Linked DNA regions of Mus musculus: region 2 is linked to region 1. Evidence: chromatin loops called from intact Hi-C (ENCODE). Cell type or tissue: left cerebral cortex. All regions are shown on one strand.

Region 1 (8,000 bases):
TTTGCCACAGGGTCAGGGCCACTTGTAGAGGCAGGATACAGAAAGTTTGACTGTGTGCACCCCATGCCATCAAGGGGCGGGGCACTGGGCTGTGAGAAGCTGCAGGACCCCATTCTGGGGGTTCGGAACTTCTGGAATTGGCTCAGGGTCCCTCAGCCTGCACAGGGGCCGAGGACTGCAGGTTCTCACTCTTGGGCAGCACAGACGCCGCTCGATGCTGCGGAAGAGTTAGTTAAGGCTGGCGTCTAGACATCTCAACGGGCAACAGGGGGAGGCCTAGGGGCTGCAGAAGGGACAGTGTGTGAGCCCAGGCCTGCACTGGGGAAAGGTTGGGTTCCAGGCCCAGGGGGGCTGAGTTTCTGTCGGGTGTCTGGGCTGACTAAGGGTGGAGAAAGACAACATGGCTACCTACACGCTCACATCTCCAAGAGAGTGTGGGCCACAATTGTCAGCAGAACCTTAGGCCCCAGAGGCCCCTGGGTGTCACAAAGATGCTGAGACTTACAGGTCCTCACCCCAGAGAAAGGGACAATTCCCATATCAGCTTTAGCCCAAGAACCTATGAGCTGGGCAGTACCCCTGGGGGCCATCAGAAATCTTTAAAGACACCATGGTGGGGCAAAAGCCAGCCAGCCCTTCATCAAGAGGAGGCACCAAGCTAGGCTTGGAGAGGCAAACAAGAGTCACCTGGGAAGAAGGAACCTCAACTGAGAAACTGCTTCCACCAGGCTGCCCTGTGGGCCAGTATCTTAATTAAATGTTTGACCTGGGCCCTCCACCTATGGATGGTACCAGCCTGGGAAGGTTGTCCTGGGTCGCATAAGAAAGTAAGCTGGGAGCCAGGCGGTGGTGGCGCACGCCTTTAATCCTAGCACTTGTGAGGCAGAGGCAGGCGAATTTCTGAGTTCGAGGCCAGCCTGGTCTACAGAGTGAGTTCCAGTCTCAAAACAACAACAACAAAAAAAAGTAAGCTGGGGCTGGAGAGATAGTTCAGTGGTTAGAGCACTGGCTGTGCTTCCAGAGAACCTGGGTTTGATTCCCAGCACCCACAAGGAGGGTCACATCCACCAGAGAAGCCTACACCTCTGGCTTCCAAAGGGCACCAGACACACACGCAAGCAAATACTCATATACAAAAAAAAAAAAAAAAGTCTGCTTTAAAAGGCTGAGAGAGGCGGGGCAGCAGTAGCACACATCTTTAGCCGCAGACTCCGGAGGTGGAGGCAGAGGCAGAGGTGGAGGCAGAGGCAGAAGCAGAGGTGGAGGCAGAGGTGGAGGCAGAGGCAGAGGCAGAGGCAGAGGCAGAGGCAGAGGCAGAAGCAGAGGTGGAGGCAGAGGCAGGTGGATCCCTTAGTTCAAGGCCAGCCTGGTCTACTGATCAAGTTCCGGGACAGCCAGGGTTAAACAGAGAAACCCTGTCTCAAAAAGACCAAAAACCAAAGGGTTTAAAGAGTGCTTTAAAAGGTTGAGACGGCAAGTGTTGAGTCCCTGCCCAACAGGCTCGGTGCTGGGCTCCACCCCAGCACTGGGGAGGTGGTACCAGGTGGGTCTGGAAGTCAAGGGTTACATAATGAGGTCAACACCAGCCTGGCCACATAAGACTGACAACGAAAATCAAAGGACATGTAGTTGCCACTTAAATGTGAAGATCCACCTTCCGATCTCCAGTCTACAGTGATTGTCTACGGCATTCTGAGAATTCTTGGAAACTTGAAACAGTGGGATCCTGTCCCATACAAGATGGAGGGCAAGGACCAACCACTGAAGGTGTTTCCTGTTGCCTACATGCAAACACTCCCGTACAAAGCATGTACATATGCACAGAATAAAGGGGATGTCTCAGACACGGGGCCCTCAGTACACAGCAGCACAAGCCACGCTGTGGGGCTGTAAGACCTTGGCTTTGGTTTTCCTCTCTGCCCAAGCCAGCTTCAGCATCATGGGCTGAGAATGCCATGGAGGTCCTGGCATGGTTTGGAGGAAGATGAAGCCAGGAGGAGCAGAAACATGGCTGAGCTCAGCTCTGTGCTGCCGGCACCTTCCCTCCACATAAGGCCAGGTCAGGACAGCCTGGACCCTTCAGTTCTCCAGGGTTATTAACTAGTCCTGACCCAGAGGCAGGCAGCTGGGGCCAGCAGAAGGACCTCTGGCTCTGTGGGAAGCAGGGTGCTGGTACCTTTGTGCCTGACTGTGAGACAAGGGGGGCTGGCTATCACTGGGCTTATGGTAAGTTTTACTTTATTTTTTTTCTTAAGTTTACTTACTCATTTTATATATTTGAGTACACTGTGGCTGTCTCCAGATACTAGAAGACAGCATTGGATTACAGATGGTTGTGAGCCACCATGTGGTTGCTGGGAATTGAACTTGGGACCTCTTGAAGAGCAGTCGGTGCTCTTAACTGCTGAATCATTTCTCAGGACCCCGGATAGTTTTATTTTAAATTTCTTTTTTTTCTTTTCTTTTCTTTTTTCTTTTTTTGGTTTTTTCAAGACAGGGTTTCTCTGTATAGCTTGGAACTCACTTTGCAGACCAGGCACGCCCGGCAAAAAAAATTTTTTTTTTTTGGTTTTAGAGACAGGGTTTCTTTGTGTAGACCCGGCTGTCCTGGAACTCCCTTTGTAGACCAGGCTGGCCTTGAACTAAGAAATTCACCTGCCTCTGCCTCTCAAGGACTGGGATTAAAGGCGTGTGCCACCACTGCCAGGCTTTAAATTTCTTTGTAGGTCTAGGGGTACTCTCAGAGGCCAGATTTGAAGGTGCTTAGTTCCCTGGAGCTACAGACAGTTGTGAGCTGCCATGTGAGTGCTGTGAACTAAACCTGGATCCCCTGAAAGAGCAGCCAATGTTCTTAACTGCTGAGCCAGCTCTCTCATTCAGTAGACAGTTTTTCTTTCTTTTTTCAGGTTTATTTCCTTTATGAGTATTTTGCCTGCGTGCCTGTATGTGCATGCAGTGGGCAGTCTGGTGCCTACTGAGATCAAAAGAGGTGTCAAGTTCTCTAGAACTGAAGTTATGGATGGCTGTGAGCCATTCTGTGGGTGCTGGGAATTGAACCCAGGTCCTCTGCAAGAGCAACAAGTGTAGTCAATCACGGGAGCATTTCTCTTTGCTGCTGACTATGGATGTTAACTGACTTTCTGCTTCCTGCGCTGACTTCCCTCATATAAACCACAAGTGTAAATAAATGCTTTCCTCCTCCTCTGCACTGCTTCTGGTTCCTGCCTCCTCCTCCTCTGTACTAATTCTGGTCACTGCCCTTTTCTAAGTTTCTTTCCTGGTTGCTCACGACAGCACTAGAGCCACCAGCAGGTTGAACACTGTCCTGTATCTCAGTCACAAATGAGGACCCTATAGACATGGCCACATTTTTGTTTTCAGAAGTCATGGGTAAGATCTCCAAGACCACCTGCCTACCTCAGGTAAAACTGGACACCAACCAGTTTTACTCTCTAGCATTCCCAAGTGACACATACGTGTGACAAGCTGTTCTCACCTCCCACAGGTAGATGCTCTCTGCAATTCCTGCCAGGACATACAAGCCATTAGGTGCTGTGGTCAGACAGGTGACAGGCCCAGGACACATGATTTTCTGTTGGAGCTGATCCTAGGGACACAGGATACAAGACAAACTATGTGAGTATCAGAACGGAGGCAATGGAAGGTTAAAGTTTTTAGTACAGAGAGCAAGAGTAAGGGGGTTGGGGAGACAGACTGCTCAAGTGAGGGGTTGTCGGTGCGGCTCAGGGTTAGAACCACTGCCTAGAACCTCCCAGTGAAGGGCAGGGTCAGGGCTCAGCAGTAGGGATCCCAGCGGACAAGAAGGAAGCTCTGTGTTCCAGAAACATCAGAACCAGTAACCCCAGGCCTCAGTCAGTCCTGACTATGAAGATCTGCGACTCTTTACGAGGGTAACAAAAGGACGGGCCGTCGGTCTCTGTCTTCCTGCGGCTCCTCAAGATCTCTGATCTGCCATGCTGTCCAAAAGCATGACCTCTAACGGACCCCATTTTCCCTTCTGCATCAAAATTGGCGTCCCTAACACTACAAGCGTGCAAAAGCGGATTCGCCATCGATCTTCATCTGAGCACGCGTGCGTTGGCGCCATCTCCCTAGGAGAAAACCCCTCGGCCTCCGAGTACGCCCTGTCACGCAGCCACCCCAGGGTCGCCGGGACCCCAACCCTGGCGGCGCCCCAGGACTCTCGGCTGCCCCGCGGACGCTGAGGCCCCACACCTTACGCTGCAGCTCCCAGGCGCAGATGTAGTTCTTGCCCTGCTGCGCCGCCAGCAGGTACTCGCCATTGAGTAGCGCCAGGCCTCGCGGCCCCGCTTGGCCGCCTCGGTAGGTGAGCAGGTTGGCGCCCGAATGAAGCTCCCACACCACGCAGCTCCAGAGCTGTGCCGCGGCGTCAGTACACACCACCACTTCCATGGGCGCCGCCATCTTGCTCTGCCAGTCCCGCCCCTGAATCCCATCATCCTTAGAGAGACTGTTAAGATGGCTCCTGGCCGACTAGAACGGCCATAGCGCCTCCTAGAGGCCAAACTGGAAAGTCTACGCATGCGCGGTAGCTTCACCAAGCCGAGGAGGCTGTTGATTGCCTGGTGCTTTACGGGTTCCAGGAGCCCTAACGTGCGCATGCGTAAAAAGTTCGCGGCTCTGGGGCGGAGCTAGCAGCAGGTGAGAGGGCGTAGCCAGACGACCTGCACATGCGTACAAGCCAGTGCGCGAAAGGCGTAATGCTAGACCCAGCCAAGCAGGTTAAAGAACACCAGGAGCTTCTTCGGGGGCGGGGCGGGGCGGGGCGGGGCGGGGCGGGGCAAAACAAAACAAAACAAAACAAAACAAAACAAAACAAAACAAAACAAAACAAAACAAAACAAAACAAAACAAAACAAAACAAAACAAAACAAAACAAAACAAAACAAAACAAAACAAAACAAAACTGGATTCCTGCACATGCGTAGAAGACTGGGGAGTCCCTGGCCGGTCAGCACTGTATTACCTCTGTGTAGTGGAAGGTATTTTTGCTACCTGTTTGCTGGGTTTGTCTTTTTTTTTTCTTTCTTTTGTTTTCTTTTTCTTTCTTTCCTTCTTTTTTTCTTTCTTTCCTTCTTTCTTTTCGAGACAGTGTCTCTTTATGTGCTGGGTGGCCTTGAGCCTCCACCACCGGTGACCGGTTTATTTACTTTCTTTTCTTCTTCTTCTTTTCTTCTTCTTCTTCTTCTTCTTTTCTTCTTCTTTCTTCTTCTTCTTCTTCTTCTTCTTCTTCTTCTTCTTCTTCTTCTTCTTCTTCTTTTCTTCTTCTTCTTCTTCTCCTCCTCCTCCTCCTCCTCCTCCTCCTCCTCCTCCTCCTCCTCCTCCTTCTTCTTCTTCTTCTTCTTCAGATATTTACTTTATTTACATTTCAAATATTGTCCCCTTTCCTGGCTTTCCCTCTGAAACCGGTTTACTTTTTTTTTTTTAAAGATTTATTTATTTATTATATGTAAGTACACTGTAGCTGTTTTCAGACACTCCAGAAGAGGGAGTCAGATTTTGTTACAGATGGTTGTGAGCCACTATATGGTTGCTGGGATTTGAACTCCAGACCTTTGGAAGAGCCGTCGGGTGCTCTTACCCACTGAGCCATCTCACCAGCCCCCGGTTTACTTTTTAAACCTTGTTTTATAGCAAAAATATAAACCACTGATCTTTATACTTTATTTAGACCAAATGAAGTTAGTGACTTACTGCATGTAAAATCAGGCTACATACTCATCAAGGATAATATGTCTGGCTGAGGTGAATTGGTGATTAAACTCTTACCAATCGACCCACGCCCTTTATGGATTTGCCGCTTCTTTGCCCTTTCCTCTTTTGAGCCATAAATTTCAAATTTGTATTCGGTTCACTCCGTGTAGACCCAAAAGGTCAATCTCTAGCCAAGCAACCTTTAGCCTCGGGTCACAGCTGCTGGTCATAGGCCAGGTCTAAAACCAAGTGTCCCCTCCCTCCCTCCCTCCCTCCCTCCCTCCCTCCCTCCCTCCATGTGCTGTTAGTAAAGGAGATTGCAAGCAATTGTGGAATCGCAGCTGGGAATGTGGCTGCCAGAGCGCTGCGCCTGCCGTGGCAGCAGAGCTGGACGCACGGTGGGATGGTGAGCTGGGTCTAAGAGCAGCTATTGGGCCTGTGAAGGGAGCAAGGTTGCATGCTGGGTGCAAGCATTGGACTCAGCGACCCTGCGACCTCAGGCCAGAAAGAGAGGAAACGAGTCCGAGTGAGGCGTGTCACCCAATGTGGCCCCAAGATGGCAGGCTCGAGCTGCGGGGGAACAGGGAGGACACGGTAGGTGGTTCTCAAGAGAAGGCACCACTTTGAGCAAGAAACTCAGGAACAAGGTGCTGTCCAGTGGCACAGACACAGGTCTGGCAGAGGATGGAGCATGTAGAGCTGCATTTGAGAACGTTAGAGGGGACAGTCATGTGCTACTTCATTATGGGAGAGAGGAAATTTATTCCCCAAGGTTTAAGCTCAGGTTGTTCTTAAACACCAGACACTCCTACCTCAGCTGCCTATGAGCTAGGATGAAGCTACTTTTAATGCTAAAGTGTGACTAAGAAGAGAAATGAGAGGTTATCTCAAGCTGCCTCAGTGGGTAAGAGCACTTGCTATTCTTGCAGGATACCTGGGTTCAGTTCCCAGCACCTTCTCCAGGGTGGTTCACAGTCACCTGTAACTCCAGCTCCAGGGATCCAACACCTTTGGCACTCAGAGGGACCTGCATGCCAGTGAATGTACCCCCCCCCCACAGATACATACATATTTAATTTAAAAAACAATGAAACAAGAAACAGATGGCTCAGCCAGGCAGCAGTGGTAGCGCACGCCTTTAATCCCAGCACTTGGGAGGCAGAGGCAGGCGGATTTCTGAGTTCGAGGCCAGCTTGGTCTACAGAGTAAGTTCCAGGACAGCCAGGGCTACACAGAGAAACCCTGTCTTGAAAAAAACAAAAAGAAAGAGAAGGAGAGGAAGGAAGGAAGGAAAGAAGGAAGGAAGGAAGGAAAAGAAAAGAAAAGAAAGAAAGAAAGAAAGAAAGGGCTCAGTAGTGGGGGTAGAAGGAGAAGGAAGGAAGGAAGGAAGGAAGGAAAGAAAGAAAGAAAGAAAGAAAGAAAGAAAGAAAGAAAGGGCTCAGTAGTGGGGGTAGAAGAGTTGGTAGAGGGGGTTGGATTAGCAGCATGAAGCCCTGGATGGGTTTCATCCCCAGTGTCACAGAAAACAAGCATGGGTGCACAGGTGTCATTGCAAACACTTGGGACCAGGAATCTGAGGTCATTTTGGGCTACTTGGTGCCTTTGAAGCTAGTCTGGGTACATGAGACCCCATGTCAGAATTTAAATAGATAATAAGAAATAAAAGAAAGATAGAAGACAATCTATCTTCTTTGGGTCCTCAGCACGGGGGTCAGGTATGTGTGTCAAAGGCCAACTTGGGAGCTTGAACTTGGGTGCAAAGTTCCACTTGTCAGGTCTGAATGGTGGGTGAGCTCCTTGTAGGAATCTAGTCCACTGGTTCCTTGCCTCCCCCCACGCCCCAACAACCTGTGGCTGATGGGTTCATGTGCTTCAGGCCCCAGGTACATCCCTATCTGACCTGAAGCTTTCTCAGCCTCCATTCTAGGGTGCTGGGCAGGGACAGCAGCTGGGGCAGGCTCTCCTGCAGCAGGCCAGCCCTTGAGGCTTGGTCACGTTCCTTCCCTGGGGGTGGGTGGCCAGGCAGACTCTGAGGTTAGAGGTCAGCCCGCCTCCAGCCCAGCCCCTGGAATGAGGATAGTCCAGTTGTGTAGGCTTTAAGAACAAAAGCCACACTTGGGCGTTTGAGACCACCCAGTTGCCAGACCTCTGAAAAAATGGAAGGAACCACCAATGATTGAGGGAGCTGCATCAGGGGAAACTGAGGCACAAACATAATTCCCCATACAGTAGCCCCAATGTTTCCATTCTGTCACTGCCTAACC
Region 2 (8,000 bases), 76 kb after region 1:
GCAGCAGACATCAGACCCAGTGTACAAAACAAAGGCTGCTTTTATTGTAGTAAAATGGAGAGGTCTCTGGTAGAGGGGGGAGCAAGGGAGCAAGGGGAGCGGGGTGGGAGTGCAGACAGGTCCTAGTTGGTCCTGCCCTCTCGGTCTTTGGGATGGGTAAGAAGGTGGTCATTATGGCTTCGGATAATGGAATTGATCCAATCTGCAAACTCAGCCACAGGGGCGAAGGCATCTGGGTACAATCCAGATCCACAGCCTCCTCGGATGAAGGAGTCAATGCCTTGGACAAGGTTGTTACAGACCAAGGGTCCGCCAGAGTCCCCCTGTGGAGGCGTCCATGTCAGAGGCTGGATCTCTAGTCATCCCCTACCCATGCTCCAGCACTGGGAAGTCCTCCCTGGGGTCCGACTACTATCCCTGCTGCTGCAGAGGGTACTTACGAAGCAGATGCCTGCCTGCCGACGTGGCACCAGAGTGCATACGTTCACACGACGGCGGCACATGTTAGTCACCACTGTCACATTGAGCTCTTGTAGCACACTGGGTGATGGTCTGTTTGTGCCCAACCTGCCCCAGCCCATGGCCAGACATGGAGTTCTGTCACCCACGCCCTGGCCCTGGGCAGGCAGCTGGGCCACCTGCACGTTGGCGTTAATGGTAGCGGAGCCATTGAGCTACAGTGGAAGACACGGGGGGGGGGGGGGGGGGGAGGCATAGAACACCAAGAAGTCACAGAGCACAGTTTATAAGAACCCTCCCCACTTTCCTTAGTACCTGACCATCAAGTGGTGAAAAAATTTAAGAACTAGAGGAAGACGTGAGTATTTTCCAAGAGTTCCCCAAGCTTCAGGGTCAGTGTGTGGAAAGGCACAAATAAGAGTTTGTTGGTTGAATACTGCTCAGAGCTTTCTGTATATTATCTCATTTAAGCCTTCAACATTCAGCCCACAGAATAGTTAATTCTCCACTGTGCTGAGCTGGAAACAGGCTCAGAGGGTGATGACTGCAGTTGACCCAGTGTGTACCTGTCCTGCAGCCTGTTCTGCAGTGCACTCTCCCTAAGCTGACCTCGGGACCTTTGCACGAGGCTCAGGTTCCTGAACTGGCAGGCCCACCTGGATAATCACAATGTCGTTCAGCAGTTGTGATGGGTCAAAGCCATTCTCGAAGATCCGCTGCACAGAGAAGGTCTGTCGAGTGCGCTCCTGTCGCCGCAGGTCATGGGCTCCCAGCACTACCTGCACTGACCGGAAATTTCTAAGGGCAATGGAGAGGGAAGGAGAATTATTGGGAATGCCCACCTGACCTCTTGACCCCAGTCTGACCCGCATGGACATTGAGGGCTAAGAGGGGAAGGAAGGGGACTCACAGGCCGTTCACACAGTGGGCTGCTGACATGACGAAGTTCCTGGCAATGAGGGTGGCACCACAGAAATGACCTCCACGCCTCTGCAGGGATGCCATGAAGGGCCAAGCATGGGGCCGGGCCGGCCGGCCACCAACAATCTCTGAGGCCAGTGCTGGGCCTGAGAACACACAAAGAAGAGTGAGCCCTGAGCTGCTGGGGCCCTCAGTGAGAACTCACAAGGCTGGCTAGGGAAACTGAGGCAGAGAAAAGACAAGGGACCTAGCCCAGGTTGCCCTTAGACTTGAGACCCAGTGCCTTCACAGTAACCACCCTCAGGCTTAGAACCCCAGTTTCCTTAGAAACCCAGTTTCCTGATCGTGGCTTTGCCATTATAAACCTTCACATCTTTTCCTGGGGTCCTGGCAGATGTGCAAGTAGATGAAAGAGATGGACCAGAGGTCAGAAGGGTGGACATGTGTCTGTTTGCACTCACCACCCAGGAACAATGCCAGTAGCATGGCAGCCAGAGTCCGGCTGGATAGTCTGCCAAGGGCCATGGTGGGCTGTGTTCTCGCGGCTCCCCACATCCCTACCTAACAGCCATACTTATAGCTGGAACCAGAGGCCGTTGTATTGCCCCATCCTGGCCACAGCCCTACTTCCTCCCTGGGACACGACAGTGGGGGTGTCATGGAGAGATGTGTGCCCCTCAGGGTCTCCATGTCAGCATCATCCATGCTGCTGAATACCAATGAAAACTCAGCAGACATCCATCTTCTTTTTTTTTTTTTTTTTGGTTTTTTTCTTTTTGGTTTTTCGAGACAGGGTTTCTCTGTATAGCCCTGGCTGCCCTGAAACTCACTTTGTAGATCAGGCTGGCCTCGAACTCAGAAATCCACCTGCCTCTGCCTCCTTCTTTTCTTTTTTTTAAAAATGGGATCTCAAAAAAAAAAAAAAAAAAAAAAAAAAAGAGCCGGGCTTGGTAGCGCACACCTTTAATCCCAGCACTCGGGAGGCAGAGGCAGGCAGATTTCTGAGTTCGAGGCCAGCCTGGTCTACAAAGTGAGTTCCAGGCCAAGGCTATACAGAGAAACCCTGTCTTGAAAAACAAAAACAAAAAAACAAAAAAAAAACAAAAAACAAAAAAAACTTAGGGCCAGGTAGTGGTGGCATGTACCTTTAAAATCAGTACCAGCGAGGCAGAGGCAGAGGCAGGTGGAGCTCTGTGAGTTTGAGGCCAGCCTGGTCTACAGATCTAGTTCCAGGATAACCAGGGCTAGACAAAGAAACCCTATCTCAAAATTAAATAAGTAAATAAATATATAAACAAACAAACAAAATCTCACGTAGCCCAGGCTAGTCTCAAACCCTTAATCCCCCTGCTTCCACCTCGTGAGTGCTGGGATGATGGTGAGCACCTCCGTGCCCACTTGGTGCCCTAATCTACAACTTATATCTGAAGGCCAATCTCTCTGCCTCAGTTTACCTCAGGTATAGTAATAACAGCAACACATACCTATAAAAGAGTTTCTGTGTGTGTGCATGTGTGTGTGAATATATGTGTGCATGAGTGTGTGTGTAGCCAGACTTGCCTGGAACTCACAGAGATCCACCTGCCTCTGCCTCCTCAGTGCTGGGACTAAGGGTGTGAACATCTATTCCCAGGACAGTGGGTCTTTTTAACCTGGGGTTCAGGACTAGACAGCACATGGCAGCCAGCTCAGCCCCTAATTTATGGCTTGCTCCTCATGACACACGGTCCTGCCTGACCTTATCCAAGCCTGGCACCCATGAGAAGGAAGTGCTGTCCTCAGCAGTTGCCTGAGTGTGGTTGCTGTGTGAGACTGAGTAACTGCTAGATCCTTGGACTTCCATTCACAGCTGCGACTGAACCATTGTTGGGAATTGGGCTGCCGACTGTAAGTCATCAATAAATTCCTTTACTATCTAGAGACTATCCATAAGTTCTGTGACTCTAGAGAACCCTGACTAATACAGAAGTTGGTACCAGGAGTGGTTCTAGAGTAACAGAAGAACAAGGATGAATCTTTTAAAATACTGGAATTGGCTTGTTGATCCACCAGCACAATCTGGAACCACACAAGGGGTGTACTCTTCTCCCATAATAGAAACAGGACCTGGGGCCCAGCCCCCACTCTGTGGTAAGCTCCCCCTCCTGTCTCTCCCAGGAGCCACAGCCAAGGCTGTTGCAAAACCAACGTCCCATCTCCAGGACGGGGCATGGGGCACGGGGCTGGGTGAAATCCAACTGACTTGAGCAGGTGGGCAGGATGCCAGGGCCCAACACCAGCCATGCTGGACTCCTCTATCCTTAGGATCCCAAGAGGAGCAGTGCCCTCCTTACCCAGCAAACTGGGCACTCAGTATCTGCCCTGTCTCCCTGTCTCCCTCGGACACATACTAACTGGTTTCCCTTCCTCCCACACAGTGAGCACCTACTTTATACACCACCCATGTCACATGGAGAGAGAGAGGTACAGGGCAAACAAAGCTACATGTCAGATTAGACTTAACCACAGCTGCACTTACTGAGCACCAGCTGTATACTATGCTCACCCATCCTGTCTGTGTACGGTTAGTGTGCCTTTAGGCTTATATTTCCAGTCCCCTGCTGTGGAACTTTAGGCCCAGAACCCCTCTATAAGTGAAGTTCTTCCTTGACCTCTGCTTAGTGTCCCCAGACCCTCAGAGGCTCTACAAAAAAAATCCCGACACAGCGATAGATGAGACGTGGGAACCCACCCCTCATGGGGTCTGGGGTTCAGTAGCAGCCTGCTTGCCATGTGTGTACCAAGCTTTGGGCTCAGCCTCAGCACTACATAAACCAGGAGCAATGGCACACAAGCCATCCCAGCACTCGGGAGGCGGAGACAGGAGGATCCGGGGCTCATGGTCTTCTTCAGCTGCGCAGGAGGTTAGAGGCTAGCCTGGGCTTACATGAGCCTGTCTCCCAAAACCAAAACAAGGTTAGAGAAGGAATACGCCTGTGGACTCCAGCCTGTCGGAATAAGCACAGCGCCACCTGGTGACTGCACCAAAAAAAGTCAGAGATCGTCCGCCTCCCACTTCTGAAGGTTCTGCCTTGAGTCCGTCCCTCTCTTACTCCTCCAGGGCTGGCTTGTGACCTCCTTCCCTTCTCCCTGGATAGCTCCAACTCCTTTCTCTACCTCTGGGGAAAGCGGGAGTTTTCCCACGTCGGCCTCTCCAGGAGCAAAGCTGTTCATTTTTCTGGCCTCTCTGTGCTCACCTCGTTTCCCTTCACCCAGCTCCTGGCTTTCCCACTGCTGTCCATCCTGCCTCCCCCACCAGGAAGCCTTCCTGTCTGCTTTAACTGGATCACAATGTTCAGGCCTCGAGATGCCCAGTGCCCCGCCCCCCAACGACGTGGAAAGAGCCAGGCCCTCGAGAAGCCTAGAGCTAGGGAACACTTCGCCATACCCCACCAGCCACAGTTCCTCATCTGGTTCTGGGATGTATCCGGGTTCTGTTTGAGGAAACTGGGGCACAGAGGTGAGAAGCTCAGGGTCATACAGGAGGACTGAACGCAGCCCCTGTGGTTCCAACATCTGTGGCTGAGGTGTGAGCCTGGGTCCCCTCCACCCTTTTCTTTTCTACATAGTGTATCCGGGGCCTCTGGCACTGAGGTTCTGGCCATAGATCCCAAGTCTATGCGGGGTAAAACAGACAGGAAACAGCTTTTAAATATGTCTCAGTTTTTATTGAGGTCATATGGAATAGGGAACAGAGCTGACTCCACTCCAGGGGGTGCTGCGTGGGTGGGTGCGTGGGTGAAAGAAAAGCCTGGAAAGGTCTAGTCCACCCCACTCCATTTTTTTCCCACTAGAGCCTGCTGGTCGCCCCAGCTTTAGGCTGCCTGGAGCGCAGAAGGGCACCTCAGGGCTCTGCGCCCCGCAGCACGTTTTGAATCCAGTCCACATACATGGACACCCGGGCGAAGAAATCAGGGAACTGGAGGGAGGCGCATTCGCGGATCACGAAGGAGTCCACTCCATGAAGAATGCCATTGCAGATCAAGGGGCCGCCCGAGTCTCCCTGAGGTAGAAGAGGGATCAGTCCCCAAGCTGACAGAAGTCAGCCAGGATGAGGGTATTTGAGTCCCACGGGATGACCAGGAGGCGTTCATTAGCTTCCTGTTGGATACAGTCTAAGTGGGCCCAAAAGGGAGGCACACAAAGGTGCCAAGTACACAGGAATGCCTGATATGTTGCACAGGCCCGGGACTGGTCGACAGATGGCTGATCGCCACAACTGGTGCTTGGAGATGGGTACAGACCATGCGTGAGAATGGGACAGACAGGCAGTGCAGCCATATTCAGATGCCCAACTTTCTCAGATGTCACTTATCCTCGAAACCCGGGCTCCGCAAAACCCTGCCCTCCAAGAGCCCGCCTCCCAGCCCATGGAGCCCACCCTCCAGGTCACCCACTAGCCCTCCTTCTAGCCCAGGCATCCCCATCTCTCCACCCCAGACATCCAGATTTCTAGGGACCCACAGTCAGCTGGGATCTGCCCCTCCGATGACCCCCACCTTCCATAAGGCTCGCCCTCCCCCACAGGCCACGGAACCGAATCATAAGCCAGCCCCACCGCAGGCCCCGTCCCAAAGAATCGCCTCGCCCTTGGACCCGCCCTTCATGGGGATCCATCACAGGCCACGCCTCCTGCGACCGAGCTGAGTACTCACGAAGCATATGCCTGCTGCCCTCCGTGGCACCAGCGTGCACACGTTGTGTTCCCGGCATAGGAAGGTGACCACCGTGACGTTCAGTTCCTGCAGCACACGGGGCGTGGGTGCTTGGGTGCCCAGGCGACCCCAGCCCATGGCCAGGCACTGGGTGCCCTGGGACAGAGTCTGGTCCTGCTGGGGCAGAGAAGCCACCGCCACCTCCTTGCCCAGGGAGGCTGTCCGGTTTAGCTATAGGAAAAAAGGACGTGAGGACTCGTCTCTTCCACTCTTTTGCCCTTTCTAGAAACCCCATATCCCCGGCGCTTGGAGTGCAGCAGCTGAATACCCTGATCTGTGCAGAGCTTCAAAACGTCTTTGGTGAACAGTCTTAGCCCTTTGGAGGAAGCTCTGTAGAGAGCTGTTGATATGTCCGGCATGGTGCAGAGTAAAGATAACAAGAGGTCACATTGAATGCTGTGCAGTGCCCAAACTCAATTCAATGCCTTAACTTTAATTCTGACCCAGACCCTTACTCAGGCTCAGTTTCCCCTTTAACTAAACACTGACCATAGCCCTAAGCCTAACTGAGCCCTACCCATGGCCTAGTCATTAGCCATAACGGTAACCAAAACTTAGCCTTACCCTTAGCTCTCAGCCTGGGCCGAGTCCAAGCAGCAATCCTAAAGTTAGCATCATGTGGACCATAGGCCATACCCCTCCACCAGGACTTAGATCGAACCCTAATTTAACCATCCTTATCCTATATCTGATCTTGGCTCTAGTAACCTTAACCCCAAACCTCAAGCTAGCCACAGGCTTAACCCCAGGCCCAGGTCTAACAGGACCACTAACCAAGCGCACCAGACAGGAAACACAGCCAGCCAGGTCAGAAGCTAAGGGACAGACCCGGGTCCCACACTATGACGGCTCCATGGTCCTAGCATGGCACACAGTAGGTTTTCCCTACGTGTCTTCTGCAGCAATGGATCCCCAGAACCCGACCTACCTGGAGGAGAAGCACGTCATTGAGGTTCTCCTCGGGGTTGTAATTGTTCTGGAAGACCTGACTGATGGTGAACTTCTGCTGCTCAGGCTCCGAGCTCAGCAGGTCGTGGGCACCCAGCACCACTGTCACAAGCTGCCAGGAGCTGCAGTGAAGGTTGTGGGATGTTGTTTGTTGTAGGGAAAGGGATGGAACCCGGATCGATCCTTCAACACGTTACCAAGTGCTCCACCCCTGACCACGCCCTCTGGGAGGAATCCAGGTGGGGCTCTACCATAACCACGCCCCCTAGTCGCTCACTGGGGGATTCTAGGCAGGTAGGAGGAACTCTACCCTGACCGTGCCCACAGACCCTTCCCTGGGGAATTCTAGAAGGGATATTTACCCTAACCACTCCCCTATCCCCTTCACTGGGGGATTCTAGGTGAGAGAAAGTCTCTGTTGAAATAATCTCCTGGAGAACGCATGGGGAAGAGCTGAGGCAGGTCTAGAGGGAGCCTTTGGAAGGGGAAGAGACTATGAGGTACCCATCCAGGGCTTTGCTGTCAGTTCAGACCTGCCACTCCCTCGCTGTCTCCTGAACTCACATGTCCTGCAGGCAGTGGGCGGCTGTCAGCACGAATCTCGGGTGGATCAGGGTGCCACCACAGAAGTGGCTCCCAGGGAACCTGCTCAGCTGCAGGGATGCCACATAAGGCCGAGAGTGGGGCCGAGCCTCGTGCCCACCTACAATCTTGGAGGCCTGGACTGCGCCTAGGGGAAGTAGGTGTCAGGAATGCAGCCTGAAGGGTTCCAGCCATGAGAGCCACAGTCTGTTCTACCTATGGTTTTAAAGTGACCTGTGCCTGGGGAGGAGTCGGGGGCTGACTTGAGTCTACACGTATTATTTTGTTTTGAGATAGTGTCTCACACTGTGGTCCAGGGTGGCCTTGAACTCAGCG

What was found. A loop is a pair of places that touch in the nucleus more often than their neighbours do. Peaks named below come from ENCODE experiments on the same cell type or tissue, not always from the same donor. Only the 100,000 strongest peaks of a DNase experiment are listed, where the experiment ranks them.
Region 2: a loop joins it to region 1, with 5 times the contacts of the local background. A loop is called at or near these places in 22 of 42 quality-filtered maps.

The regions. Positions count from the first base shown.
Region 1 is chr10:79,956,609-79,964,608 of GRCm38, reverse strand. It overlaps Wdr18 (WD repeat domain 18), which reads right to left and starts at 4,457. Exons shown (of 10, transcript NM_175450.4): 1 at 4,237-4,457; 2 at 3,497-3,607. The coding sequence starts at 4,446. In left cerebral cortex, CTCF peaks have their summits at 4,536 (motif pointing left), 5,529 (motif pointing right) and 6,287 (motif pointing right); DNase peaks (open chromatin) are centred at 4,594, 4,979 and 6,290; H3K4me3 peaks cover 1,457 bases; H3K27ac peaks cover 500 bases.
Region 2 is chr10:79,880,240-79,888,239 of GRCm38, reverse strand. Prtn3 (proteinase 3) reads right to left here. Exons shown (of 5, transcript NM_011178.2): 2 at 7,647-7,812; 3 at 7,063-7,204; 4 at 6,075-6,305; 5 at 5,066-5,422. The coding sequence ends at 5,264. Elane (elastase, neutrophil expressed) reads right to left here and starts at 1,928. Exons shown (of 5, transcript NM_015779.2): 1 at 1,842-1,928; 2 at 1,370-1,526; 3 at 1,116-1,257; 4 at 441-674; 5 at 24-323. The coding sequence starts at 1,905. The coding sequence ends at 123. In left cerebral cortex, a CTCF peak has its summit at 4,389 (motif pointing left); a DNase peak (open chromatin) is centred at 4,391.